Linked DNA regions of Homo sapiens: all the other regions are linked to region 3. Evidence: chromatin loops called from intact Hi-C (ENCODE). Cell type or tissue: IMR-90. All regions are shown on one strand. Each heading gives the region's core, and the rest is flanking DNA. Links, peaks and the distances in the headings are about the cores only.

The links. Hi-C counts contacts between places; a loop is a spot of excess contacts. Peaks named below come from ENCODE experiments on the same cell type or tissue, not always from the same donor. Only the 100,000 strongest peaks of a DNase experiment are listed, where the experiment ranks them.
Region 1: a loop joins it to region 3, with 2.4 times the contacts of the local background. A loop is called at or near these places in 2 of 110 quality-filtered maps.
Region 2: a loop joins it to region 3, with 9 times the contacts of the local background. A loop is called at or near these places in 2 of 110 quality-filtered maps.

The regions. Positions count from the first base shown.
Region 1 is chr4:147,309,191-147,315,413 of GRCh38, forward strand. No RefSeq gene overlaps it. Among named protein-coding and RNA genes, the nearest start is that of MIR548G, 32 kb to the right of the region's middle. In IMR-90, for the core only: no CTCF peak of the experiment used is centred there; a DNase peak (open chromatin) is centred at 3,331; H3K27ac peaks cover 798 bases.
Region 2 is chr4:147,477,607-147,483,829 of GRCh38, forward strand. EDNRA (endothelin receptor type A) reads left to right here and starts at 3,491. Exons shown (of 8, transcript NM_001957.4): 1 at 3,491-3,770. RefSeq lists enhancers at 4,181-4,280, 4,311-4,390. In IMR-90, for the core only: no CTCF peak of the experiment used is centred there; a DNase peak (open chromatin) is centred at 3,455; H3K4me3 peaks cover 1,744 bases; H3K27ac peaks cover 1,345 bases.
Region 3 is chr4:147,588,256-147,594,478 of GRCh38, forward strand. LINC02507 (long intergenic non-protein coding RNA 2507) reads left to right here. Exons shown (of 4, transcript NR_187416.1): 4 at 6,010-6,223. Among named protein-coding and RNA genes, the nearest start is that of LINC02507, 22 kb to the left of the region's middle. In IMR-90, for the core only: a CTCF peak has its summit at 2,203 (motif pointing left); a DNase peak (open chromatin) is centred at 2,186; H3K27ac peaks cover 387 bases.

The DNA of each region.
Region 1 (6,223 bases), core at 1,780-4,279, 280 kb before region 3:
AAATGGAAGGTAAAGCACATTAGTGGGAAGAAAAAGATGGTGGGTAGAAACCAAGTAGGAAGAGAACAGAAAATATCTCAGGCATGCACCAACAAAATAGTGAAGTGGAAATACCTATTTTTAGTCACATGGACAGAGGTTCAAACCCTATATCTGGTGCTATGCATGGTGCTTATCTGGTGTAACATATATATTCTAATTCCTATTCTTATCTGCAAATGGGGACAATACTTTTCACTTGGGGTTGTATGTGTTCGATGTGGGAAATATATCAAAGCACTTAGCTCATAGTAAGAAGCAGTAAAGAAATACAAAAGGTTTTTGTACACAGTGCATGAATTTGAGAGCACAGAGAGAAAAGCTTGGATCATTTTCCCAAGCTTCCTTTATTTATTTTTTTCCCCGTAAGTACCGTGATGTCTCAACAAAAGAGGGGGAAGTCAGCACCTCCTGGCTGGGTTTTCAGGAATGCACAGTTCTCAAGTACAGTAGTTGTACTTTCTTTTTCTGGATTCTATTTCCATTCCCAAGTATACGTGATTATGGAATCATTTCATCTATTATAAAAGACAGCAGCTTTTTATTTCACATGAAAAATACTAAATTAGTTTTAAACAGTTTGGGTTTTGGGGAGTGGGGGACAAGACACCAGGGGATAAGTTAAAAAGTTACATTGTATTTTGAGAGGCCAGAATCAAAGGAAGTCTCAAGTTGCTTTTGAGTCTAGTGTCATTCTTCCATCCGCACAAAACTTTGTCAGTGTGTTTTGATTCAATCCAAGTTCTTTTCTCCTTGATCTGTAACTACTGAAATGAATTATTGTTTTTCATTTTGTTATTCCCATCTGTGATAATTTTACCTTCATGTGATAATACTTGATTCTTAATTAATATTCTACCAGATTTAGAATAAAAATCAATACTACTTATGTTATCAAAATTAACATAACGGCCAATAGCCATTGATTGAACATCTCCTATGTGCCAGGCATTATAAATGTGTTTAAGAGATTTGGGGACATCTTTCCACAGTCATCAAAGTTCAAAGGAGCCTAACTGATAGTCCCCTCTTCACCGAATTTGACTTGGACTAATTATTTCTCATGACAGATCATGTTCACAGGCCATAAATCACATCAGTTAACCCCATGGTTGTTATCAGCAACTGGATCCTCACCCAGAAGATAATTATTGATCAACACAGACCACTGGTATCTCTGTGGCCCCTGTCACTCCACCCCAAGTCTATTCATGACCATCTCAAGGCACAGAGGCTGCTTTATGAGGACGTGATGACAGCAGGGTCCTATCTGCAGCCTTCCCTGCAGGGATGTGCGAAAGTGAAAGGGCACGGCCTTTCACCTTTAAATCTCCACTGGCTTCTTGCCTTCGTTCTACAAATATGCTCTTCTTTGTTTCCTTGAAAGAAATCCCTTTGCTCCATTTTCTTCTCTTTTCTGCCTTCCCTGGACTCCTTTCACTGTTTATGCCTAAACATGTATAAAGGTAATCCTAAGATTTATTGGCCACCAATTATGAATAAGATATTTGAACATATTTAACCCTCCGAAAACAGGTAATGATGAAAATACGTTCAGAAAATTTCTTCACTAAAATCCAAACTCATGTTTGATGCCAAGACCTGTGTTTTGCTTCCCACACCTCCTAGAGGTGTCCACACCAGCTTAATCCCTTTTCTTACCAGGCCAGAATAGCCAGACCAGTTTTCTTTAGAAAATCAGCATTTGTAATTTTCAATATGAAGTTGGGCTATGAAACGTAATTATCTTTCCTATGTGGTTCTTGATTGGCTAGAAGTACCTTCATACAAGGTTATAAGGTGTCAGGGCCACCTTCTGGAATGTTTCCTTGGAGGACATAGCCATGTAATTTGGAATCTCTACAGAATCCTTGATGGAAAGAAGAAGAAAACTTTAAACAGAAAATAGCACCATGAATAAATCTTGGAGAGAAACAGAAAGAGGAGGGAAACAGGAGCAGAGGGAGATGAGAAGTAGAAGGTTAGTAGGGTCCTTTATTTCTAAGCCCAGTATGCGTTTTAATTTAGTGGCTAAGTCCACTTGGTTTGCCCCAGCCAAGGGTGGTAGATTTCACCTAGAACTAAAGCTCCAGGCCCCTTGCTTCTGACTGGGTTGGCACTCTCCTGCCTCAGGACCTTTGCACATAGCCTTCCCTCTACATGGATTGCTCTTTCCAAATACCCACATAACTCTCTTTCCTCTCTAGGGACCTTAACTCATCTGTCATTTTCTCAGTGAGGGCTTCTTCATTTCTATTTTTGAAATTGCAACAACACTCTCTCCTCTATCATCTTCTTTTTGACTGCCTTATTTTTCTCCATGGCACTTATACACTATATAATTCACTTTTTTAGTTTTTATTTTGCTTATTCTCATCCCTTCCCACTAGAATGGAACGTTCATGAGGATAGGGATTTTTGTTCACTGCTGCATCCTAATGCCCAAACTGAACTTGGCATTCCATAAGTGATGTTAAACATTTGTTGAATGAATGAATGCATTTGAAGGTAAGTGACCCTCCACCTAAGTACTCACACTGTACAGCTATTTAGTAATGCAATATATGTGGGGCAAAGTTGGGTTTTCCTTTTAGTGACTAAGCCCCATCTTAATTCAGTGGGGCACCTTTTACTTGGTCCTGGGCCCATAAGTCACCAGGAATATTTTTATTTCAGAATTATACGTTACTGCTGGGTCTTGAAGCTGGTTCTTAAGGCACCTCTGCTCTAGGCACTTGAGAGTATTTTGAAGACAAGATAAATGTTCACAGCGCTCATATCGTGAACAGTAGAGATGAGAGCAGCTGTGTAAGAAACCAGAAGTAAACTATTCTCAGAGTCAAGGATAAAGGGCTGGAATGGCTGTTCTCAATTTGCCTTATCATTTTCAGATTACAAAATCTTAGTCCCACAGGCCATAAATTATAAGGTTGGCTGTATCCAAAGCCCTCATGATATCATCACATTGCCATGTTAATTAGTGAATACCCTAACTGTATAGAAAGCAGAAGTGCATCATTGTGTATTTGGTGCTGTTTAGTGAGCATTATAATCATTTTTCTCTAAAAATCTAAAGGTTCTACAAATTTGGAGGGATTGGTTTGGGGTGTTTTTTTTTCAATTTTCGAAACGTTTTAGTATATTTGGTTTGAAACTCAATAAAAGGAAGATTTTTAAAAGTCATACCCCATTGGCCTTTCCCAAGAACAATTTATACTGGAGTCTGTCTGCGGGGGTTAAACATGGAGTGTGCTTACAGCTCAGATTTCACAAGAGGGAAATGTGTGGAGTGTCTCCCAGGAATGTCAAGCCCAAGAAGCTGAAAGGCGACTTGAGAAAAATTAAACATGGGCACATTTTAGTTGTATTTTATTACAAAGCAAACAGGAAGTCCAACATTAAATGTAACAGCGTCACATGAGATCCAGTCAGAAAGGCTTTCATTTAATAAAACCATGGTAAAGTTATAGAAATGTCACTAGATGGTTGAAAACCTAAAAGATAATTATAGTGAAAGATTATTTTTAAAGTTTAATAAAATTAGTTAAACAATGGGTTGAACCCTGGGGGCAAATCCAGCTTTGCAAGCAACCTCAGTCCCTGGAGACGTTCCCAGGACCTCTCCTGAAGTCAAGCAGCAGCTTCTTGCCTCTTGTCTGGTGAATTAAGGTAGCTTCGTAGCGGTTCACAAGAAGCCAGCCCGAAAACTGTGAGGTGCTAATTTAAAATTGACCACATATTTGAAAGCAACTGAAGTTTCTTATATGGGTAACTGGAAGAGACTGAGTAATATATATTGTGGGTGAGGCTTTTACTCTAATTTAGAACCTTATAAATTTAAAAAATGGGATCACTAAATAGATTGCTGGTGGACACTGATGTTTCCCAATGGGTGGTCCTAAGACCACTCAGCCAGATTCACAGGATGGGGTGGGTGTGGGGACTGAGAATGTGCTTGTTAAAAATGTAAAACTCTAAAACTTAGCATAGACCTGCTGAATATGGAATTTCTGAGAGTGGCTTCCTGGAATCACCAGACTTCGCATACTTCTGATGCTTACTAAAGTGTAGAGCTAACACTAGAGTGGGTTTCAACCTTTGCCACATGTGGAAACACCCAGGAAGCTTTGAGAGTGAAGCCTGGTCCAACCTCCAGAAACTTTGTTGAATTGTCTGAAGTACAGCCTGGGCATCAGGATTTTTGAGAATCATCTTTAGATGATTCTAATATTGAGGTAAAATATATAATTACTGCAATAGAATCTCTTCTGAATAACAGCCTCCTCTTTCTTATTGTGTAGAAATAAAACATGAATCATAAGATGGTTATGATCAAATAGGCAAAGTTCTTTGACTTATTTCCAAAAAAATCGTTAACAAGTTGAAATTAATCTCTGATTATATGGGGCAACCCGAGGACCTGAGACTACAGTGGGTCAAATAACTGTCTAAGGTGTGAGTAAATCCTTTTAGACAAGAAAAAACATCTGAGCAGAAAACTGTAGATATTAAAATCCCTGGAGATAAGCCAGAGAAACATGGATTTCATGGATCTGCTAGAAACCTTCTCTCTTCAAAGTTAGCAAAGGAATTGGGTGAAACATTGAAATGTGTGGCCCCTTTCAAGCACCATTCAGCATGCCTTTAAACCTTAATTATGTTCTTTATAAGTTGAGTATACCAGGGGTTAATGATAATATCCAATATTGATTGACCTCTTACTATGTGTCAGGCACTGTGTGAAGCCCTTTCAATGCATTCTGTTACTTATTGCTACATGGTAAGTATGATTATGACCCCATTTCACAAAAGAGAAAACTGAGACTTAGTGAGGTTAAATGTCCAAGGTTACACAGGTTTTAAGATCTTCAAAGCCTATCTTCTTAATCTATATTGATAGTATCACAGATTTAAATAAAGACCCAGTATTACTCAGTAGTAGTAACACACATAAAAAAATAAAAAGGGGAATCGATTTATTTCTCTCCAAAAAGTGGTTCTTCAATCATACCTGACTACCCCAGCTATGATGAATGAGCCCTATTCCCTGAAGTTGCAAATGCCTTTGTAAGTACAGGAAACCTAAAATTGTCTCAGTGAATCCCACCTTCCCTGGGGGTCTGTTAGTGACCAATTTGTCATGGAAGGTACAGTCTTCTATTTTTAAACTACAGATCAGCTCTCAGAAAAATCCCATAACGTGAAGGAATGAAGGCTTTGTTTGAAAACTGGAGAGGAAAACCCAAAGATCTATTGAGAGAATAAGGCACAAAATGACATGGGTTAGAGGTCATTTGCCTACTCAATGTGCATCCAGGTTCTTGAGCGTTCTCTTGTCTGTGTGACTGATGATCTCCATGATATCCCCATTGCTGAAATGGATCTTTGTCTTACTCAACATTTAGAGGATAGATTCCTTTTTAAGGCTTCTTTCTCAAGTGAATTTGCTTCTAGAATGCATTGTCAGATTATTTTTTAATGTTTTAAAGTGTTATAGGAGGGTGGGCTTACAATACTTTTAAAAATAATAATGTTGATACCCAGCAGACCTGTGACCCACTTTAATCATCTTGGGGAAAGGTGAACTCCCCATGGCTCTTCCATCTCAAATGAAAGCCCTGTGGGTAATAAGGGAGTGAGTGGGAGATGCAAAAGCATTGCTGATTTCTGCAGTCAGTTCCTGTCATCCTTTCTTCAGCTAGATATTTTTAGCCTAAGAGGGAAAGCCAGGAGTCCTGATTTCTTGTCCCTTTTCCATTTCTGGTCACCATGGTCTGAGAAAATTGCTGCCCCCCTGGATTAGTCCTTTTCTCTCAGAAATGGAAATAATGATATCATGTTTTTGCCACTTAATCCCAGTGATAATGCTAGGGTTAATGGGAATGTTTGGAAAGGGGAGAAAAAAGCCTTTGAGCTGGGATGAAAGGTGCTGGGTAAGTACAGTATTTTATTATAAACAGTAATAATAGGTCTTATGTTCCTGATGTCTGGGGAACAAACCATTCCCCTTTTGGCCTTCATTAAGACTTGGACCCAAAGGTGCTAATTCGTACAAAATATATGTACTGAATGGCACCTAGAGCCTAAAGGAGTTAATTCATCTCCAAAAGGTGACGAATTTCCCCTCTGCCTTTCCCACACTAGGCTGCTGTCCATTGTTACTAGTGTAGGATAACTGCACCCT
Region 2 (6,223 bases), core at 2,243-4,742, 110 kb before region 3:
GGCTGTAGTGACAGTTTCAGGTCTCTGACATACATTTCCCCAATTTCTCTGCCTTTACTCTCACAACCAGTCTTTGTGGTTCTTCTCTGAAAACTTCAGGTTTCATTGCTCCTAGAGACCTTAACCATGAACACATCTCTAGCAAATACTGTGAGACTCAAAACCACTACTGCATTTCAAGTTTGAGGATCTTGGGAGTTAGCAACTGTGAAATGGATTTACAAATTTAAATCAAGAAACTTAAATTCAGAAGAACATTTGCCCCAAGGACACATGAAAAAATGGTTTTTTAAGTGCTATATTGAGTACTTCTTAATCTTCAGCACTTTTTGTTCATGAAATCAATACAATACTAACATGATGCCAAGATAAGTTCATTACAGTAATCCTCCACTTAGTGAGCTACTTGAACCAGAAGTCAAGTGTGATCAGGATAGTTTCCCCGAAACCCAGAAAACCTGCAAATCTGCATCCAACCCACTTTCCAGGGGAAAGAAATAACCTTTGGAAGTCAAGTTGAAAAGCTTAGTCAAATATATTAATTATATGTTCTTTGAAAGTAAAAAGCATGGAATATAGAGTTGGGGCAAGTATATAAAGTATTATCTATGGGGAGAAAGGTAACTGGAGGTAAAGTTAACTTGACTAAAAACTGGTTCGAGTCCCCTGAAGTCATTTGCCCCAAGTAAAGCTGAGAAAATGAGGATATAAATCTCCAACAGCTAAAGAACATTTATGTTGTTCTCATCTAGAATGAGGCAATCCTATTCTCTTACAAAGGCAGGTCTATGCTGATTATTCACATAAATACACTTACTTATGTTTAAAGATCTTAAAAGAGACAGTAAACTCATTTTATGAATTTAGAGGGCAGATCAACAGGTAACGTATAGAGGCAGATTTCATTTTGATGTCAGGAAGAATTGATTACGGTAAAAGATACATAACATAAATTTACCATTTTAACCATTTCAAAGTGTACAGTTCATTGGCATTAAGTACATTCACATTGTTGTGCAACCCTCATCACCATCCGTCACTGGAACTTTTTCATCATCCCAAACTAAATCTCTGAAACGTATGAAACAGTAAGTCCCCATTCTCCCCTCGGCACCTCCAAGCCCCTGGTAATCACTATTCTACCTTCGGTGTCTATGAATTTAACTATTCTAGGTACCTCATCTAAGTGGGATAATAAAATATCTATCTTTCCTTTTATGTCTGGCTTATTTCACTTAACATAATATCTTAAACGTTCATCCATGTGGTAGCATATATCATTCTTTTTTAAAGCTGAATAATGTTCTGTGTTATGTACATGTATTTATATACATATACATACATGTATATACCACATTTTGTTTATCCATTCTTCCACTGATGGATATTTGGATTGTTTCCATCTTTTGGCTAGTTTTCACCTTTTGGCTTTTCTGAATAATGCTGCTATGAATATGGGTGTACAAATATCTGTTTGAGACTCTGCTTTCAATTATTTAGGTAAGTACCAAAAAGTAGAATTGCTGGATCATAGGGTAATTTTATGTTTAATTTTTGGAGGGCTGCCATGCTGTTTTCCACAACTGCTACACTATATTTTACATTCAGACTGGCAATGCACAAGGGTTCCAATTTCTCAACATTCTTGCCAACACTTGTTCTTTGCTGTTTTTGCTTTTGTTTTACTATAATGGCTATCCTAATAGGTGTGAAGGAAGAATTTTTAGTAACTAGTCCTACACCACAGTGAGATCAGCTGTCTCAATAGGTGGGTCATGATGAATGTGTTCTAGCAAAGACTGGACAGATTGACATATTCAGATATGCAGGTGATGCACTGTCCAAGTGTGTCTGGCCACAGAGTGAATAAGGGCTGAAATCCAGCACATGTTTCACGGGCCAAGATGTGAACTGCCTCTTTTGGGAGGAAGCAGTAAGTTTTTCTTTCCCGAAAATATTGTCAGCTTGCCAAGCCACATGCCCAAAGGGTCACCTTTTTTTAATATAAACAATGGCACTTATAAAAGCTATTAGTTATTCTGGTTGGCTGATTCTCCCTCCTAGAGAAGCTGTAAGATTAGTGAACAGGGTAATATCTAGTCTAACCCTACTAGATGACTATTAAGGCCTCTTTCAATGGTGGTTTTCTGTAGATCTCTTTGATGGTTTTACAAAATGGTCCCTAAATTCTTTGACACTCCTCACACTAAGGGTTGGGCTCTATATACCCTCACCTTCAATCTGGGATTTGTGACTGCTTGACTAATAGAATCAAGCAGAAATGACACGGTGCCAGTTTCTGGGCCCAGCCCTTAAGAAACTGGCAGCTTCCACTTTCTGTCTCTGGGGACATTCACTCTTGGATCCCCGCCACCATGCTGTGAGGAAGCCCAAACCACAAGTCTCCACAAGTCTTTGTGGAGAGACGCACGTGGAGAAAAACTAACACTCAACACCAAGCAAGTGAACTGTCTTGGAAGTGGATCCTCCAGCCCCTGCTACATGGAGCAAAAACGAGCTGTCCCAGACAGGCTCTGCCCAAACTGCAGACTGATAAGCAGAGTAAATGAGTGTTGTTATTTTAAGCCACTACGTTTTATAGTAATTTGTTTAGCTGCAGCAGATAGCCGGAACAGCATGGGATATAACATGACCAGTGCTCCAACCTCACACTTCTACCATGTGCTGACTCTAGCAGTGCACTGAAGGACTCCAAGGCAGGCCTTCCCTGAGGAGACCCCAGTTTTTACTCACATGTCACAGGCAGTGGCCTTTGTCCCTCATCTCCTCTCCCACCCCCAATTTAGGATAAAGTATCTGCCGTGATAAAGACGTTGAGACCCACTTTCTGTAAGGTCGGCTTCTTCATTGTTTGAATTTCTTGAGGTTTCACGGAGCCACGCGCTGGAACCTTCCATAGTCTCTCCTGAGGCTCCTTCTTTGCCCTGGGCTGGAGGTCTGTAGCCGTGGGATGCTGGCTACAAGGGACAAGATAGAAGCAAACCACCTGATCCAGTAAACTGCTGTCCACTTCGGCTCCTCAACGGCCTCTAAGCTTAAGAGGGAGCACGCAAGCCAAGCAAAGGCGGCAGGGAAGACGGAGAAGAAACCACCCGTGGGCCCTGGCTCTGTGTCCAGTTGTTCCGTCACAGATCAAATCTGCCTGCACTAAGAGGATGGGTTCCTCTGCAAGGCCTTTCGGAATTCTGAGTCTTGTCTGTCAAACTCTACCCTCTCTCCTCCACATCCCCCACCTTTTCTTTCAGGAAGGAAATAGTTAAAAAAGACTCCTGCCCTTCAGGGCCTGGAAGGGGGCGGCAGCTTTGTGCTTTTTAGTGGCCGCGTCCCAGGATAGCTGGAAGGTTAGGACGCTCTTGCGGTCCCAGAGTGGAGTGGAAGGTCTGGAGCTTTGGGAGGAGACGGGGAGGACAGACTGGAGGCGTGTTCCTCCGGAGTTTTCTTTTTCGTGCGAGCCCTCGCGCGCGCGTACAGTCATCCCGCTGGTCTGACGATTGTGGAGAGGCGGTGGAGAGGCTTCATCCATCCCACCCGGTCGTCGCCGGGGATTGGGGTCCCAGCGAGACCTCCCCGGGAGAAGCAGTGCCCAGGAGGTTTTCTGAAGCCGGGGAAGCTGTGCAGCCGAAGCCGCCGCCGCGCCGGAGCCCGGGACACCGGCCACCCTCCGCGCCACCCACCCTCGCCGGCTCCGGCTTCCTCTGGCCCAGGCGCCGCGCGGACCCGGCAGCTGTCTGCGCACGCCGAGCTCCACGGTCGGTGCAAGTCTTTCTTATCGGGGACTGGGACTGGGGCGGGTGCGGGGATGGCGGAGACGCTGCCTGGGCCCCTCGGTCGGGAGAAGACGAGAGCTGGGAACGTTCTGGCCCGACCGCCCTGCAGCTTGGGCGACCCGTCGCAGCAGGGGCTGGCACCCACTTGCCCCAGGGCGCGCGGGGAGGCGGGCGCCTTCCGTGAGGGGTGCGCTGCGGACACGTGTAGAGTTCGGGGAACTTCACCTCTCCACGTTAGGGTTTAGGATTCGGAGTTTTAGGAAGAGGAAGCCCAATAGTTTTCCCTGGGTGACCCCTTTTCCCCAGGCATGCAAGAACTTTGAGGAACGCCAAGCTCTGTGGCTTGCTCCAGCGCCTTCTTGTGAAGTTGGCTCCACAGCCTTTTCTTACTGGCTTGCTTTTCCTCCCCCACATCTGGGTCTGGGTATGCCAAGGGTAGCCAAGGGCACTCGGTGTGAGGGACTGAGGTGTTTGGGGAAACCCCCTGTGTAGCTAGTTTTGGAAACCTGCCTGTGGAGGTCTGGGCGTTTTGTTCTGTGCTCGCCTTTAAAGGACACTTGTTGCTTCTCACGTGCAGAAAACAAGGGCTGCTTCTAGATAATCACCCTCTGTTTACATCATCCTAATGGCTTTCCCCTGATAGAGTTGGGGGTGGGAGGCATATTAAACTCAGGCGTTGTCTCTAAGGAGAGTTGCTCATTTCTTAACCAGAGAGCAAAACCTCAGAAAACTTGTAAAAAGTTCCTACTTTTACTTGTTTTTTCCTCCACCTGTAGTTGTCTATGTGTTAGCTAATTGAGAAACACCTTGGCAGTCATTTCATGTAAATTGAATGCTCTAAACTCATGCCATTTTGATAAGGTCTGAATTTCCAAATTACCAATTACAGGTGAACTTTGATCCTGAGAGTCTCATATGTTAAATGGTTAAAGTGTAAGCGTAAGGATTCAGTCCTCTTTCTTAATAATAGTTTTTGCACTCCCCAAACTCTCAGATTCCAAACAGGAAGAATGCTGAATCTATAGACCATGTCCTTCAGGTCTGAACCTGAGATGCTTCACTAGCGCTATGACTGATTATGAGTGATGATTCAAAGCACAGCCTGACTCAGATTCCTGGAAATGAGCTACAGACCCACCTTGGAAGAACCTGCAGTTGAGGGGCTTCTTTCATTTGGTTTTGTACTTTTCAGCCAATGATAATATGACATCCACAGGCCTTTGCCAAGTATCCCTTAGTTTTGCAGCTTAACATGTGTGGAGAGCTGATAGAGAAGTCATCAGAAATGATTTCTGTAGTGGTGTCATTGTTGGAGGAGGAAGGAAGGGGGTTTTAATGATAGCTGGCTCTCATGCCTTAAGAACCCACAGCGTTGGCCTTACCTCCTGGCATAATCAGCTAACCAAGCAGACCAGCATGCTAACGTTCAAAGCACCACAGGACCTCTGATGAGTAGAGCAGTACCCACCGTAGCCAGGTCAGTTCACAGGTCAGTTCCCAGCCGACTGTAACCGGCAGAGAGCCATTCCATTTCTGCAAAGGCCTTCTCTCTCTCATTTTTAAGAAAGCTGTTATTGAAGGTTCCCTTTCATTTGGGAAGCTGGAAGACGTTAGTCACGAAACAGCACAAGATATGAAAGTATTTCTTCTCCCCCCTGTATCTGTGATCCAAAAAGGAGGATGACAAGAAGCTTTTCTCTTGGAGTCCTGGTGTTCCCTTTGGAATGGAAATGGTGTCATTTCATAGGTCTATCAATTTTTGGCCAGATACTCACTCCAGATTATAAGAAGCAGGAAAAAACTGCAAACTGTTTATAATTAAGTCTAGTCAGAGCTGACAAATACATGGCCTGCCTCTAGCCTTGAAAAATTGATATTTTTCCCATTTAATCAGAGTGAGTCAAGTCCTATAAGCAAAATTATGTGTCCTGCCATTTCTTGGCTTTGAAACCTTGACCTAAATACTTCTTCAAGACTCTGGTTTCCTTATAAGTAAAATGGAGATATTGCTCCTGCCTACCTAGAGTCGTAAAGCTCAAGGCAGATAACAGATACATATATAATAAGTTACTATATGTAAATACTATTATTATTTCAGAGTTCAGGGGGAAATCTCTGGGGAAGGCAAAAGTATCCAATACTCGCACTTTATATATACCCTATACTTTCTATGCAACTTGAATAAATCTTATTTTATCCACGTATTGGCCAAACCTAAGCTTTACTGATTTCCCAAGATAATTGTCAAAATTCCTAAAAGTGGTTAACATCAACCTTGAATACACTCAGAAAAAGGATTCAATTTTATTTTTTACTTTTTATTTATTTAATTTTTTTTTTTTTGAGACAGGGTCTCACTCTGCTGCTCAGGATGGAGTGCAGTGACTCGATCATAGCTCCCTGCAGCCTTAACCTCCTGGACTCAAGTGATTCTC
Region 3 (6,223 bases), core at 1,210-3,709:
TCAGAGCCTTGATTCCAATGCTAATTTCATTAAGCATGTCTATAACTGGGTTGCAAGAATGGTATATGCTGAACGGTAAATGCTGTACAAATTAACTTAAACACGTTTTGCATTACATTCTCATAGAGGTATTTAATATGGGTAAACTGGTGTTTTGTGTGTGTGTGTGTGTGTGTTCCAGTTAATGAAGAAAGGAGGAAGGAAAGTATCACACATTGAATACCTATTGTACGCCAAGGGCTGAACACGTTACTATTTAAATGCTCTCAACATCTCCGAGCTAAATATTTTAATCCCCATTTACAGAAAAATAAAAATAAAAAACTAGGCTAGAGAATATAAACAGCAGAATGCTGGCATACCATTGGCAAGTGGAGAAAATGCATTTAGAATTAGCTGATCAATGGGTGGAGAAAAAAGCCAAAGGCCACACCCATGTGTTTAGAAAATGAAATGAAAGTCTCTTCCCAGAGAGAATCTTTTTTTCCCCAAAAAACCTGATGCTATCATTTCCCTTAATTTTTCATTAACCTCAATAATTCTTTGCCATATTTTTCCAAAAATGAAACAGGACTATTACCTCCCAATGTGGGAAAATAAAATGTTCTATGAATTTTTATCTTGTTATTTATACAACAAGCCTTTGGAAACCAGTTAAGTGCTTGAACCAGTTAAGTATTTGGGTGGGACATTTAAAAATAAATCAAGCTAAATAAAGAAGTGTTAAAGTTCATAGAGCAAAGAAAAAGTTATAATCCTTAGCTGAAAGATACTAGGAGACATAGCCATCTATGGGGGTTAAAGATTTAAATTTAAAAATAATAATAATAAAGAGAAGCTCCTTCAAATAAATGCAGGAGGAAATTGAGAATCAACATCAGGACAGCTCATTTGACCTTACGGATATATTTTACTGGTGACTTTCTGGTTTTCAAAACTGTTTCTGATTTTTTTAACTTGTTAATGGCTCCAATTTGCCAGCATATTTCCCAGTTCCCCTGTATTCCACTCAGTAAATCTTGTTCATTTTCAGCTTTTATTTTCTTGTTCAGTCCCTAATAACGGACAATTTGTAAGGAAGCAAACTAAAACACTTGGATTAAATAATGCATTTTTTTTCATTATGCTGATGGGTTCATTTTCAAAACAAATGTAAGCTTCATAATTTACTGATATTTCGTGATTTTTACCTTATTTCTGTGAGGATTTCTTTCTCATGGACTTCTGTCTTTGCCATTGACAAAACTCCTAATAATACCACCCAAATCCTAAAAGGGGTTAAACTTCAAGTGACTGATGTTCTGAAAGTGACATGATCAAAAAATAGTCTCATCCAGAAATTTAGATTTGTGACTTAAGTTATCAGAAGAGTTTCCAAAACTCCAAACAGCCTGCATTAATTCTGGCTTTTTTGGTTTTCTGTTAGTCTGCCTCTGTTTTTATACTAAAAGGGTATACAGAAATTTGTGTGCATTGCTCATCCTGAGTTGAATTCCTATGAAGTAGAGCTGAGTACAGAAATGTCTTTCACTTCAAAGGGCATACTGTGGGGTGCAAAGAAAGGCAGGCTTGGGTCCTTCCAGCCAAACATTGCCCTCTGGCACTCATGCTCAACTCCCCAGGGATACAAGAGGGCAATCTCCGGCCCTTGTAGCTCTAGGTAACATTTCCCACAACCCCTGACTCATAAATATTGACATTTGGGAAAAATAAGACCAAAAAAGAAAAAAGGGCTTTTTCAAAACAAAAAAAAAACTGTTTTTAAGATGAAGTGTTTATATATTTTCTAAAGCCTGGTTTATACCTAAGCTATCACTATAATTTTTAAATAAAATATACCTCATCTTGGGATTTTAAAAAAATAGTATTATCCATCAACCACTAGAGAATATAGGAAAGAAAACTTTCAGCACGGTTTTTATTTATTTATTTTATATTTTTCCATCCGGAAAATAACAGGACTGAGTTGAAAGCAATTTTTTCTAAAAGTAGCAATAGCAACATTCTCAGATAAAATCTTTTTTGCTGAATATCAACGTTTAAATTATAGTGAATTTGAAGTTATTTATTTTCAGCAAAAGCTTTTCTTTTTCCTTTTAAATATTTGTCTCCACCCCTCTTTGCTTCAAAAAACAGAAATGATGTGACAACTGAGACCTTCGAGAATTCCTTAGACCCCAGCCTGTTTTCATTGTGGAACTACAGCGCGACCTGGTGGTAGTTGCTGTTTTTAGCATGGTTTATGAATAAATGGTCAAAGTTTCAAAACCAAAACAAAGGAAAGCCTTGTGTTTAGACTTTTAGAAAATATAGTATCAGGAAAGAAAACAGTGGGATGGCTCTCTTAGAATCATAATTACAGATAGAACTTTTTTTAAGTTTTTTAACTATAATATACTTTTTTTTCCCTTAGGGTGTCGCTCTGTTGCCCAGGCTGGAGTGCAGTGGCGTGATATGAGCTCACACCGCAACCTCCGCTTTCTGGCTCAAGCCATCCTCCAGCCTCAGTTCCCGAGTAGCTGGGACCACAGGCACGAGGCACCACACCCACTTCTTTTTTATTTTTTCTTTTGTATTTTTTTGTAGAGATAGGGTTTCACCATGTTGCCCAGGCTGGTCTCCAACTTCTGAACTCAAAGAGATCCGCCCACCTCGGCCTCCCAAAGACCTAGGATTACAGGCGTGAGCCACTGCGCCTGACCAAATATATCTTTTAAGAATAAATAATCTAGTAAGGTTATTGATGAGTCATTATATCACCTGATACAATTTTTAACATTCATATATTTTCAGGAATATGAATTTTCAGTCATATTTCCTCTTTTTAACTACTTTTACAGTTCTCTAAACAATGCTTCAAAAACATTAACAGAAAAAAATATTTAATCAGTGATACAAGAGAAGACTGTTTTATATGCTTTTCTTTGACAACTAGCAGCACATTGATGCAAGAGTTTATAGACAAAATGGTGATTCATAGTAACTGTAATCTTCTCTGTGTTTATTGTACTTTACACCCATCTTATCTAATCCTCTCAACCACCCTGTTAAATTCAGAATCAGTATCTCCATTCTACAGATTAGAAAACTGAGGCTTCAGGATATGAAATAACTTGTTCAAGGTCACTCCTCTGGTGAGTGACAGAATGGACTCAACCCTGGGCCTGCCTGCTCCAATGCCTAGGCATAGGGTCAGGCTGGTGATAGGCCCTTTTTAAAGATTGGCTGATTCAATGAGCAAATGCATCTACTGTGAGAATATTAAAGGTAAGCCTGGACTGGATCCAAAGTCTTCTGACTTGATAACCAGTAAATCTTCCAGTAAAGTTTAGACATATTTTGAACTTTCTCTTGTTTCTGCCTGCAGTTGCACTCTCCTGAGCCTGCTAAGTCCCCACTATTTTCTACAAAAGAACAAAGAAAAAATACCAGGCGAGAGTGACCCATAGCCTGAGCCCCAGGCTGTTTTACCCACGAGGCCCTAGCAGGGGATCTTTTCCACTTTTGTGCCATAGATCCCTTTGGAAGCCTAAGTGAAGCTCCTGGAACTTTTTTAAAATGCCCCACAAAGAAAGCCAACTATTTTAAAATAAAATTTTCAAAAAACTTTTAAAAACTCGGCCGGGCGCAGTAGCTCACGACTGTAATCCCAGCACTCTGGGAGGCTGAGGTGGATGGATCACTGAGGTCAGGAATTTGAGACCAGCCTGGCCAACATGGTGAAAACCCATCTCTACTAAACACACACACACACACACACACACACAAAATTAGCTGGGTGTGGTGGCACACGCCTGTGATCCCAGCTACTTGGGAGGCTGAGGCAGGAGAATCTCTTGAGCCCAGGAGGCGGATGTTGTGGTGAGCTGAGATTGCACCACTGCACTCCAGCCTGGGTAACAGAGCAAGAGTCATCTCAAAAAAAAAAAAAAACTTTAAAATACTAATTTGTAAATATGTGCTTATTTATTAATGCATTTAATAACAAGATTTAATAACAATGTCACAACTATATATTCAAAGTAGCAATTAGTATAAATGATGTTTTGGGATATTCGTAATCCCTGTAATGTGACATGAATATATCTATTGTTTCTATTGGTGAGAGAGATATTGTTAATATTAATGTGATGTATGGCCTATATTCTTTAATAAATAAAATTACAAATTTCAGTTTGAAGTTAATGAAAACAGATTTTTTTCATCCAAGTTCATGGACCTTCTTACCCTCCTGAATTAAGAAATCAAAGCTAATCTTAAATAAGTCACAGCTAAATCTTTTCAAAAACTAAAAAATTTTAAAATTCTTAAATTCTGTCAAAAAAATGCTTAAGCAATATATATATGTTTCCCTTGATTAGTGTGAGATATTCACTTTAATATGAATATTATGAATAATATGAATATTCACTTTAATATGAATAATATGAAGCAAGACTCCAAAAATAAGCATGGATCTAGGACCTAGGGAGATGTTAAAACAACCTTGCCTGAGTCTCATGACAGTAATCAACAAATAATAGTATTATTTGCCCATAATAATAATTCAGTTTGTATGCATCTGACAAAGGACTAATATCCAGAATCTACAAGGAACTCAAACAAATCAGCAAGGAAAAAAAACAAACAAACAAATAATCCCATCAAAAAGTGGGCTAAGGACATGAATAGACAATTCTCAAAAGAAGATATACAAATGGCCAACAAACATATGAAAAAAAAGTTCAATATCACTAATTATCAGGGAAATGCAAATCAAAACAACAGTGAAATACCACCTTACTCCTGAAAGAATGGCCATAATTTAAAAATCAGAAAATAACAGATGTTGGTGTGGATGTGGTGAAAAGAGTGCATTTTACACTAGTGGTGGGAATGTAAACTAGTACAACCACTATGGAAAACAGTGTGGAGATTCCTTAAAGAACTAAAAATAGAACTACCAGTTGATCCAGCAATCCCCCTATTGGGTATCTGCCCAGAGGAAAAGAAGTCAATATAAGAAAAAGACACTTGCACACGCATGTCTCTAGCAGCACAGTTCGCAATTGCAAAGATATGAAACCAGCCTAAATGTCCATCAGCCAACAAGTGGATAAGGAAAATGTGGGATATATAACTACTCAGCCTCAAAAAGGAAAAAAATAATGGCATTCGCAGCAACCTGGATGGAGTTGGAGACCATTATTCTAAATGAAGTAACTCAGGAATGGAAAACCAAACAGGAATGGAAAACTAAGCTATGAGGACGCAAAGGCATGAGAATGATATAATGGACTTTGGAGACTCAGGGGGAAGGTTGGGAGAGGGCCAATGGATAAAAAAGTACACATTGGGTACAGTGTACATTGCTCAGGTGACAGATGCACCAAAATCTCAGAAATCACCACTTAAGAACTTTTCCATGCAACCAAACACTACCTTTTCCCTCAAAACTATTGAAATATAATAGAAATAAAAGAATAAAAAAATCATAATAATAATTCAGTTTGACATGACAAACATTGAGCAGCTACTATGCTAGACACACTACTAGTGTTTTTAAAAATACATTTTAAAAGTGAATACTTCTTTGTCATTTGTGCAGCATTTATCATTTTCAAAGCAGTTCTACACACATCTTTCTTTCAAATCTAATTACAACTTCAAGGGGCAAGGCAGGGTCTGGAGACTTATTCATTAATTCTGCATTCCCACGATAAATCTCACTCTGGACCCATAGTAAGTACTCAATAAAAGAAGACAGTTTACTCCACCTTTATCCCCCAAGCAAGCCCCTGAATTAGGGCTGCCAGGTAGGATACAGAATGTTCAGTTAAATTTAAATTTCAGATAAACAATTTTTTACTCTAAGTATATCCCATGAAAATGATTTTTAAATATCTATAATATGGGACACACACACATTTTTTTGAGTATTTGTTGTTAACCTAGATTTCAAATTTAACTGGGCATTCTGTGTTTTTGCTGGCTAAATTTGGCAATTCTTTCCTGAATTTCTCTGCCCAGGAGCTCCCTCTGCTGCAGGAACTCAACGATAGGGAGGAAGAGTCCAGAAAAGTAGGGCTGTCAGCACCTCTGTGAGCAGCCGACGATCCACAGCGGATGGAGTTTGGTGGTAAAGGTACTCACTTCCTGTCTCTCTGGTGATGATTTTGAGCATGTTCTACAAAGTCTTTCAGATGGTCCCAGTAGGTTGGAGCCCAGCTGCCCTCAGTGGTAA